2 separate regions of the Homo sapiens genome follow, and region 1 is linked to region 2. A link is an interaction called in ENCODE POLR2A ChIA-PET data of the cell type or tissue named here. Cell type or tissue: Panc1. All regions are shown on one strand. Links, peaks and the distances in the headings refer to the core of each region. The heading gives the core; the rest is flanking DNA.

Evidence for each region. ChIA-PET counts read pairs that join two places held together with the same protein. Peaks named below come from ENCODE experiments on the same cell type or tissue, not always from the same donor. Only the 100,000 strongest peaks of a DNase experiment are listed, where the experiment ranks them.
Region 1: POLR2A ChIA-PET joins it to region 2 with 23 read pairs; 3 of 35 experiments call an interaction of 5 or more read pairs at or near these places.

Annotation. Positions count from the first base shown.
Region 1 is chr18:652,270-657,498 of GRCh38, forward strand. All of the region lies in intron 1 of TYMSOS (TYMS opposite strand RNA), which reads right to left. Among named protein-coding and RNA genes, the nearest start is that of TYMS, 2.8 kb to the right of the region's middle. RefSeq lists an enhancer at 5,108-5,229. In Panc1, for the core only: no CTCF peak of the experiment used is centred there; no DNase peak of the experiment used is centred there; H3K4me3 peaks cover 1,304 bases; H3K27ac peaks cover 2,341 bases.
Region 2 is chr18:784,697-790,199 of GRCh38, forward strand. The region is part of intron 1 of YES1 (YES proto-oncogene 1, Src family tyrosine kinase); the gene reads right to left. Among named protein-coding and RNA genes, the nearest start is that of YES1, 25 kb to the right of the region's middle. In Panc1, for the core only: no CTCF peak of the experiment used is centred there; no DNase peak of the experiment used is centred there.

The DNA.
Region 1 (5,229 bases), core at 230-5,229, 130 kb before region 2:
CCAAGCTTTCAGTTACCCGAGATCAACTGCGGTTTTAAAATATTATGTGGAAAATTCCAGAAATACATAGTAAGTTTTCAATTGCATGCCATTAAATCTCATGCTGTCCCTGACCCCTTCCTCTCCGGAGGTGAATGCTCCCTTTGTCCAGTGGCTCCACGATGACTACATTCCCCAAATTGTTCTCTTAGGAACCCTTTCTGTGTTCAAGGAACCCTTACTTTACTTAATTATGGCCCCAAAGCACAAGATAGGGATGCCGGCATACTGTTATAATTGTTCTATTTTATTATTAGTTATTGTTGTTCATCTCTACCTGTGACTAATTTATGAATTCAACTTTATCATAGGTATGTAGGTATAGGAAAAAAACATGGTATGTATAAGGTTCAGTACTATCTGCAGTTTCAGACATCCCCTGGGGGTCTTGGAACATATCCCCCGTGGATAAGGGGAAACTACTGTAAAAGTTTGTGTTTTATAGAGTAGTTGTGAGAACTACATTAATCCATAATGTGTGGCTCATGATACTCATTGATAGATGGTAGTAGCAACAATAAAAAATAATATTATCAAGTAACTGATTCATAATTGACTCTCAAAAACGTTAATTTTCTGCTTTCCTTTACCTAAGTTTACCTACATGTTTGAATTTGTAAAGGGAAGGTTTTTCTAGACCAATAATTTTCAAATATTTTTGCTCTCATACTTCCTCAAAGGAAACTGAAAAAGTTGCAACATACTTGCATGTCATTTTTCTATATAAGTTGAAAGAATAGCAAATTGTTATTTTCCCACGCATCGTAAAGATTAGCAGGTCATCCCTCTTTAAAATGTACCAAATGGAATCTAAATATCATCGCAATTTGACCCAGCATCATCCATTTAAACAAATATACAAGTTTTTCTTTAACAATGAGAAATTTTATCTCATTACATTTTCTCCCTAAACTCTTATTTCAATCTACATTCCTAAGAATTTTATCCTAATGTAGTATATTTTTATGCTTAAATATCTTTTGTTGATCAACACAATTTTGATCATTTTTAAATTTTAAAAATTAAGAACATCCTGTGACATCAAATTCTAGGTATGAAATATTTATTCTAGATTGGGTGATCATTATAATTATTTTTTGTACATAATTGATCAAAATAACATAAATATACTACAAATTTCTATGACTACTAAACATATAAAAGTAAAATTTTAAACAAATATATCTCTTAATGAGAAGGAAGAGCTTTTTATACTCCAATAAGTTAACGTATCCACTAATAATTATTATTTCTTCCTAGAACAAGACAGGATTAAGCATCATGACCGTCCCTATTGGGGGATGTTTTTATAGATGCAAGCACTGTGGCACCTACTGGTATAAATGCACCTGCTGATTGGAATGTTCTTTCCCCAGATCTTCCCCTGCTGGTTTCTTCCCAGTATTCAGGTCTCAGCTCAAATGTGACTTCCTCAATGAGGCCTCCTGGTGATCAGATCTAAAGCACCCTCTACACAATCACTGTTTAGTGCTATACCCATTAATTTACTATCATCACACTTGTCACTATCTGCAGATGTCTTGTTTGGTTACTTTTGTAGTGTTTGTCACTGCCAGAATATCAGTTCTATGAAGAAAAGGGCCTTGTCTGTCTTGCTGTTTGTAGACATGAGGAAGGCACCATGATATAAATGTGTGTTAATGAATGAATGAATGAAATTTGTCTGAGAGAACCATTCATTCTAACCAACATTTATGGAGTAACTACTTTGAAAAGAACCATTCTGTCTTTACTATCAAGCCAAGATACTCAAGGAAGGCAGCAGAAGTGGAAGCTCCATGTGGGCAGAGGAGCCTAGTCTTGAGATGTGATTTAGCTGGTATTTGGGTGAAACAAATAAACCAGCCTCAAAATAACACAAGGGGCCGGGTGCAGTGGCTCACGCCTGTATCCCAGCACTTTGGGAGGCTCGAGGCAGGCAGATTACTTCAGGTGAGGAGTTCGAGACCAGCCTGGCTAACATGGTGAACCTCCATCTCTACTAAAAATACAAAAACTAGCTGGGCATGGTGATGGGTGCCTGTAATCCCAGTTACTCGGGAGGCTGAGGCAGGAGAATTGCTTGAGCCTGGGAGGCAGAGGTTGCAGTGAGCTGAGATTCTGCCACTGCACTCCAGCCTGGGTGACAGAGCGAGACTCCGTCGAAAAGAAAAAAAGAAAGAAAGAAAAAAAACACACAAGGATGTGCAACTGATGCAGGGCAGGTGAGCCCAGAATTGGGCTTAGCTCAGGAGGGTTCTTGGTTTTGCTCAGGAAAGAATTTAAGAGCTACCTGGTAGAAGAAAAGCTCTACTGATATGGCAACAGCTCCCTGAGTGCCCCTGTAGAGCAGAGCTACCCTATAGGCAGTGTGCTGACAGCAGTAGCTTAAAGGCAGGTCTGCAGTGATATTTATAACCTACTTTCAATTACATGCAAATTAAGGGGCAGATTATGCAGAAATGTCTAGAAAAAGGGTGGTAACTTCCGGTTGTCGGCTCACTGCCATGGAAAGGGGCAGTAAGCTCTGGATGTTGCCATGACAATCGTAAACTGACATGGCACACTGGTGGGCACGTCTTATGGAAAACTACTTCTGCCCCATCCTTGTTTTGACTACTCCTCAATTTGGTCCCATGTCAGAGCCCTGCCTCCAGAGTCAAGCCCTGTCTACCTCACAATTATTATGTATCAGGTTTTTAAAAAATAACACAAGTAAGGCTGGGCATGGTGGCTCACGCCTTTAATCCCAGCACTTTGGGAGGCCGAGGTGGGCAGATCACTTCAGATCAGAAGTCTGAGACAAGCCTGACCAACATGGTGAAACCCTGTCTCTCCTAAAAATGCAAAAAAAAAAAAAAAGAAAAAAAAATTAGCTGGGCATGGTGGCAGGCGCCTATAGTTCCAGCTACTTGGGAGGCTGAGGCAGAATTGCTTGAACCCATGCAGCGGAGTTTGCAGTGAGCTGAGCACCACTGCACTGCAGCCTGAGGGACAGAGCAAGATTCCACCTCAAAAAAAAAAAAAAAAAAAAAAAAGGAAAAAGAATAACACAAGGAAATTAAACACAGATAACGTGCATCTGGATAATCTGGAATATTTTCAGCCTGGGATCTTCCTCGTGCTCGGAAACGTGTAGGGAAACGTGTAGGGACAGTTTTCAGCTGGTGTGGGGTGGGGGAATGCCAACATATGGTTGGCTTTCCACAGTCCTGCTAAAGCCCTGCAATGTGCAGAACAAACCGGTCCAGCTAAGAAAAGTCCCACCCAAAATGCTGAGAGCACCTCTGTACTCAATCAACCGTTGAGGTAAAAGGATGCTTGCAAGTACAACACATGTATCAGTGCATTTTAAACTCATTATAAAATCGTTCTGTAAACCAAAAATAAAATTCTACGCCCAGAACCATCTGAAAAGACCACTCCTCTGGGTCAAAGGCATTCCAAATTTAACCACAAAAACTAGTTCAGGCCATGATGGGAAGGGGAGCCAGACATGCCTCATTATTCCCTCCTCCGTTTGGAATTTAGGCACAGCTGACCAGCATTGACATCAACACAGGCCTCAAGACAGGTAGAACACACTCTTTAAGTCTGACAAGAAACATTTACAATCTATCTCTCTAAAGCCTGCTACCTGGAGGTTTAATCTGCATGATGAATCCATGGTCTCCACAACCCCTTATCTTAACCCAGATATTCCTTTCTATTCATTCAAATCTTTTTTTTTTTTTTCCCCATACGGCTCTGTCACCCAGACTGGAGTGCAGTGGCGCTTTCTCAGCTACTGCAAGCAACCTCCGCCTCCTGGGTTCAAGCGATTCTCCTACCTCAGCCTCCTGAGTACCTGGGGTTACAGGCGTGTGCCACCTCGCCCCACTAATTTTTGTATTTTCAGTAGAGAGGGTTTCACTATGTTGGCCAGGATGGTCTCAATCTCCTGACCTCGTGATCTGCCCGCCTCGACCTCCCAAGTGCTGGGATTACAGGCGTGAGCCACCGCGCCCAGCCCTCTATTGATTCCAGATCTTTAGATAACAATTCTTTCAACCAAATGTATAAAAAATCAAGTTGTAGCCCAACCACCTTGGGGACATGTTCTCAGGATCTGCTGAGGGCTCTATCACCGGCCATTGGTCACTCATATTTGGCTCAGAATAAATTTCTTCAGATATTTTACAGAGTTTAACTCTTTTCATCAACAGTTCCCACTCCCCAGTGTTAATGTTATAAACAATTCAGTAAAACTGGGAAATGTGGTCTATTAAAAACTTGGGGCCGAGTGCGGTGGCTCACGCCTGTAATCCCAGCACTTTGGGAGGCCAATGTGGGTGGATCACCTGAGGTCAGGAGTTTGAGACCAGCCTGGCTAACATGGCGAAACCCCGTCTCTACTAAACATGAAAAAAAAAAATTAGCCGGGCGTGGTGGCGGCGCCTGTAGTCCCAGCTACGCGAGAGGCTGAGGCAGCAGAATTGCTTGAACCCAGGAGGCGGAGGTTGCAGTGAGCCGAGATCGCACCATTGCACTCCAGCCTGGGTGAGAGAGCGAGACTCTGTCTCAAAAAAAAAAAAAAAAGACCGCCAGGGCTCAAACAAAAAACCTCGGAAAAGCCCTGGCGGTCTTTTTTTTTTTTTTTTTTTTTTTTTTGGGACAGTCTTGCTCTGTCGCCCAGGCTGGAGTACAATGGTCGGATCTTGGCTCACTGCAACCTCTGCCTCCCAGGTTCAAGCAATTCTTCTGCCTCAGCCTCCCAAGTAGCCACCACGCCCAGCTAATTTTTGTACTTTTAGTAGAGACGGGGGTTTCACCATGTTGTCCAGGCTGGTCTTGAACTCCTGACCTCAGGTGATCCACCCGCCTCGGCCCCCCAAAGTACTAGGATTACAGGCGTGAGCCACCGCGTCCAGCGCCCTGGCGGTTTTTAATCAAGTAGAAAAGCTGCATTATACCACTTGCTTCGGTTGCTTCAGTGAGAACGAAGAAATGGAAATGCAAATCCCTTATTAGTTGTAGGAAACAGATCTCAAACAGCAGTTTTGTTGACAAGACCGCAGGAAAACGTGGGAACTGTGCTGCTGGCTTAGAGAAGGCGCGGTCGACCAGACGGTTCCCAAAGGGCGCAGTCCTTCCCAGCCACCGCACCTGCATCCAGGTTCCCGGGTTTCCTAAGACTCTCAGCTGTGGCCC
Region 2 (5,503 bases), core at 263-5,262:
TGTTGTCTCTTTCTGATGCTGCTTTGTTGTTACATTTCCTTGACTTTCCTGCTTTTCTCTTCCACTCTTAAAAACCATTGTTACTCTATTATGCCTACCTGGATAAGCCAGGATAAACTCTCTATTTCAAAATCAGTTTATCAGGAACTTTAACTCTACCTGCAACTGTAACTCCTCTTTACCATGTAACCTAATATATTCAAAGGTTCCGAGAATTCACAGAACATGGACATCTCTGGGGAGTCAAGATGCTGCCTACCACAGTACCCATGCTTATAATCAGTATACTACAACAATCATGCTCATGCTCAACTGTTAGGGTTCAGAGAGTCAGTATGCTTCCATACTAAGCAACATAACTGTTAAATTAGGAGGATCATGAGTGTCCAACCCTTTGAATGTGAGGACTATTTTGCTTATCTGTGGTGGCGGATATCACAAAAGTTATGCACAGACCTTTTTTTTTTTTTAACCTCATCAGCTATTGTTAGTTTTATTGTATTTTATGTGTGGCCCAAGATAATTCTTATTCCAATATGGCCCAGGGAAGCCAAAATGTTGGACACTGGTGGAAATTATTAACTCTCAAAGTAAAACCAAGTGATTGAGTCAATGGAGTTAACTCATCTATCTAAATAGGTCTTAAAAGGAAACAAGTCAATAAGAGATATCATCTTCCCCTTTCTTACCAAGCTTCTGAAGTATAATACTGAGTGTTAGGGGGGAGAAAGAGAAACAAGTAAAGCTGGGCTTGTTCTAAGTAGCTTGTTCTAAGTAGCTGGAAGGAGAGAGAAGCACTATAAAAGGTCTGAATTCTGGTAGTAGGGCTGTGGTTGGCATTACATCCAGCCTGTTCAGATGATACTCTATGCTATGGTTTGAATATGCACCCAAAGTTCACGTGTTGGAAGCTTAATCCACAATGCAACAGTGTTGAGAGGTGGGATCTTTAAGATGTAAATAGGTTATGAGGACTGTGCCCTCTGAAGGGGTTAATGTCACCATCATGGGAGTGGGTTTGTTATAAAAGCCAGTCTGTCAAGACCAGTCTAAGCCCAGTGAGACCTTGTCTCTACAAAAGGAAAAAAAAAAAAAAGCCAGGCGCTGTTGAGCACCAGTAGTCCCAGCTACTTGGGAGGCTGAAGTAGGGAGGAACACTTGAGGCCAGGAGTTCAAGGCTGCAGTGAGCCAGGATTGTGCCACTGCACTCCAGCCTGGGCAAAAGAGTGACACTGTCTTTTTAAAGTGAGTTTCTCTCTCTCCCTCACTCTAACCCTCTCTCAGCCTCTTGCCTTCCACCATGAGATAACACAGCAAGAAGAAGGCCCTTGCCAGATGTCAGCACTTTGGTATTGGACCTCCCAGCCTCCAGAACTGTGAGAAGTAAATTTCTCTTCTTTATAAATTACCAAATCTGTGGTACTGTTATAGCAACACAAAATAAACTAAGAAACCCTAAGATGCAATTGTTCTTCAAATAACCTCTAAATGAGAATTTGGCAGGAAGCTGGTCTCCACACAGGAATTACTCAAATCACCAGGACTCAAAAGATAGAAGATGGGGTGGGGGTGGGGGTTGACTTCCTTCTTTGTCACAATATCAAACATGGAGACTTTTTCCCTTTTTTCTTCCTCCCTAGAGTAGGAGGAAGGGGAGCTTCACATAAGAGTGTCAAGTTTGAGGGACACTGGCAAGAGAGCTAAGGAAACCTAAAATAGAATCTTTGTCTATTGTTGTGGTTAGCCTAGAAGGCACTTTGCAACATTCATTACTATAAACATCATCATTAATAAGTCCATACACACACACACACACACACACACACACACACACACACACAGAGTTGCTCCTCATTATTTTGAATTCCATATTTATGAATTCACCTGCTTGCCAAAATTAATACCATATCAGTTCAGGGTGGCAATAACAATTGATAATATCAATTTCTGCATTATTTAGCAACTGCTATTGTTTCCACTTGGAAATAGGAAACTAAGAGCCACCTGAATAAGAACGTATGGGAAAATAGGATTTGCTGCACATCAAGTTTTTATATGGTCAAGCTCCAAGGACCATATCTCTACCATAAAGTCAAATATACCTGCATGTTCTGAAGGACTTCATTCCATTTACATTTTAATATATATACGGCATCTTTGAACAGAAACACACATATAACAAGGTTACATGATTTATTTAAAAAAGCTCATAGGAACCTAAGCCTGTATTCCCTCTAGGAGGAATGGTTCAGTCTTTGATTAGGTAGTTATTTGTAATTTTATAGAACATAACTAGCACAAATAATGAGAACTGACTATATATGAATATTGATAGAAAAGATGGCCAAAATTATGTTTTTTAAAAAACTGTGATACATACTGTCTTTTTTTTTTTTTTTTTTTTTTTTTTTTTTTTTTGAGACAGAGTCTCGCTCTGTGGCCCAGGCTGGAGGAGTGCAGTGGCACAATCTCAGCTCACTGCAACCTCCACCTCCCGGGTTCAAGAGATTCTCCTGCCTCAGCCTCCAGAGTAGCTGGGACTACAGGTGCCCACCACCAAGCCCGGCTAATTTTTGTATTTTTAGTAGAGATAGGTTTCACCATATTGACCAGGCTGGTCTCAAACTCCTGACCTCAGGTGGTCCGCCCGCCTCGGCCTCCCAAAATGCTGGGGTACAGGCATGAGCCACCGCGCCCAGCTGATACATACTGTATTTAAAAAAATTTGTTGGGCTGGGCGCGGTGGCTCACACCTGTAATCCCAGCAATTTCGGAGGCCAAGCCAGGTGGATCACTGAAGGTCAGGAGTTCGAGACCAACCTGGCCAACATGGCGAAATCCCATCTCTACTAAAAATACAAAGATTGGCTGGGCATGCTGGTGCGTGCCTGTAATTCCAGCTACTCCGGAGGCTAAGGCAGAAGAATCACTTTAACCTGGGATGCGGAGGTTGCAGTGAGCTGAAATCGCGCCACTGCACTTCAGCCTGGGCAACAGAGTGAGACTCTGTCTCAAAAAAAAAAAAATATTCTGTTGAATTATCAATTCTTTTCCCCATCATCATTTAGGACCTGACCCAAATGATAAATACTGATCAAAAATTAATGTTTGAATCTACTTTTTTAATTGAAGAGAGTGTGGATAAAAAAGACTGATATTAATCCATAGATCGACATATATCAAATTAATTTACTAGTTATCTGCACCTGTTTTTAAGCTGTGAAGACTTGATAATGCTCTGGAGTTCAACAACTGCTTTAGCCTCGAAATGTCCAGGTAAGGCATCAACGCTGGGAGACAGGAAAACAGCACGTATATGAGAAAGGCAGGATGCACGCTGACTGTTTCCAGCCATTCCTCATATTTATATTCTGACTCTTCACATCCATTTACATGTTTAATCTCCCAACTATATGAACTTGCCTCCTTTGGCTTTTTGGAGTGAAATAATGAAGTAAAAAAATTAATATGGAAATAGCATGAATGGTTTTATTCTAGTTCAATAAAGCTGTTATATTAAAAAGAGATACAAAGTTTTTGATTCAAAAAAGTTCATGTTTCCTTTCTATTTTCATATTACATGGGGAGCCTTTTAGCGTGGGCTATAAAATGATCATTTATATTCAGCTTTTCATTCCTTAGGATGACCTAAAAATTAAAACCAGAACTTCGTATTTCTGAAATAGGGCTTACTTCTGGCTACACTATTTCAACCCTAAAATCATTGTTTAAAATATGTACATAATAACGATGTGTATATATTTAAAATTTTGTTTTATTAAAAAATAAAACCTTTTGATTTTCAAAGTTTAGCACATACACGTATGGAAGTTTCCACCCAGAAAGGCACTAATATTCTGTGGAAAACTATTTTAGAATGCAACAACATTAAGAATTTTTGTAATCCTGATACTACTTTGTGCTCTTAAAACAGTATTAGGGATAGGTGCAGTGGCTCACGCCTGTAATCCCCGGCACTTTGGGAGGCCAAGGTGGATAGATCACTTGAAGCCAGGAGTTTGAGACCGGCCTGGCCAATTTGGTGAAACCCTGTCTCTACTAAAAATATTTTTTTAAAAATTAGCCAGACATGGTGGTGTGCGCCTGTAGTGCCAGCTAGTTGGGAGGCTGAGGCAGGAGAATCACTTGAACCCAGGAGGCAGAGGTTGCAGTGAACCAAGATCTCTCCACTGCACTCCAGCCTGGATGACAGAGTTAAAGATTGTCTCAAACAAACAAAAACAGTATGAGAAATATTTCCTTGCTCAGAGCATGTAAAAAGTTTGTTGAACTGAATTATATAAAGATTTATCATATTATGGCCCCCATTTTATAACATTATTAGTTTGAGAATGGATATTTTAAATTCCATGAAATTACCTATACATGCTTTAGTTGCTTCTGATTGGAAACAATTTTCCACACTGTTGTTTGGCATTCATTGAGTACTGATAACAGAACATATGCTATAAAACCTAAGGAAATGGTACACAAGGTATTTTTTCAAAGTTTTCTTAAGTGAGATGACTATATTAAAATATTCATGACCCAATACACTTATGTCAAAGAGAGAACAAAACCCACAATTATAAAAGAACAACTTTGCGAGGCATGGTGACTCACGCATGTAATCCCAACACTTTGGGAGGCTGAGGTGGGAGGATGGCTTGAGCCCAGGAGTTCAAGATCAGCCTGGGCAACATAGGGAGAATCCTGTCTCTACAGAAAATTTAAAAATTAGCCAAGTGTGGTAGTACAGGCCTGTAGTCCCAACTACTTGAGAGGCAAAGGTAGGAGGATCACTTGAGCTCAGGAGGTCAAGGCTGCAATGAATGGTGACTATGCCATTGCACTTCAGCCTAGGCAAGAGAGCAAGACTCTGTCTCAAAACAAAAACAAAAACCCCCAAAACAAAAAAACCCAACAACGTTCTACATCAATGAACTACAGCAAAGGCTGTATTCAGAGCAAATTTCAGATACTTATACACCTGTTACTAAAAAGGAAATAACATAAACAAATGAGTTGAGGAATTTAGGAGCAAACAAAATTAGGAGAATTTACAATCTAAAAAAAAAAATGGCCAGGCACAGTGGCTCAAGCCTGTAATCCCAGCACTTTGGGAGGCTGAGGCAGGCAGATTGCCTGAGGTCAGAAGTTTGAGACCAGTCTGATCAACGTGGTGAAACCCCGTCTCTATTAAATACAAAAAATTAGCTAGGCATGGTGGCACATGACTGTAATCCCAGCTACTTGGAGGCTGAGGCAGGAGAACTGCTTGAACCAGGGAGGTTGAGGATGCAGTGAGCTGAGATTGTGCCATTGCACCAGGCTGGGCAACAAGAGCAACACTCCGTCTCATAAAAATAAATAAAATAAAATAAACAAAAGATTCCCGGCTGAGTGCAGTGGCTCATGCCTGTAATCTCAGCACTTTGGGAGACCAAGGTGGGCGGATCACCTGAGGTCAGAAGTTTGAGATGAGCCTGGCCAACATGGTGAA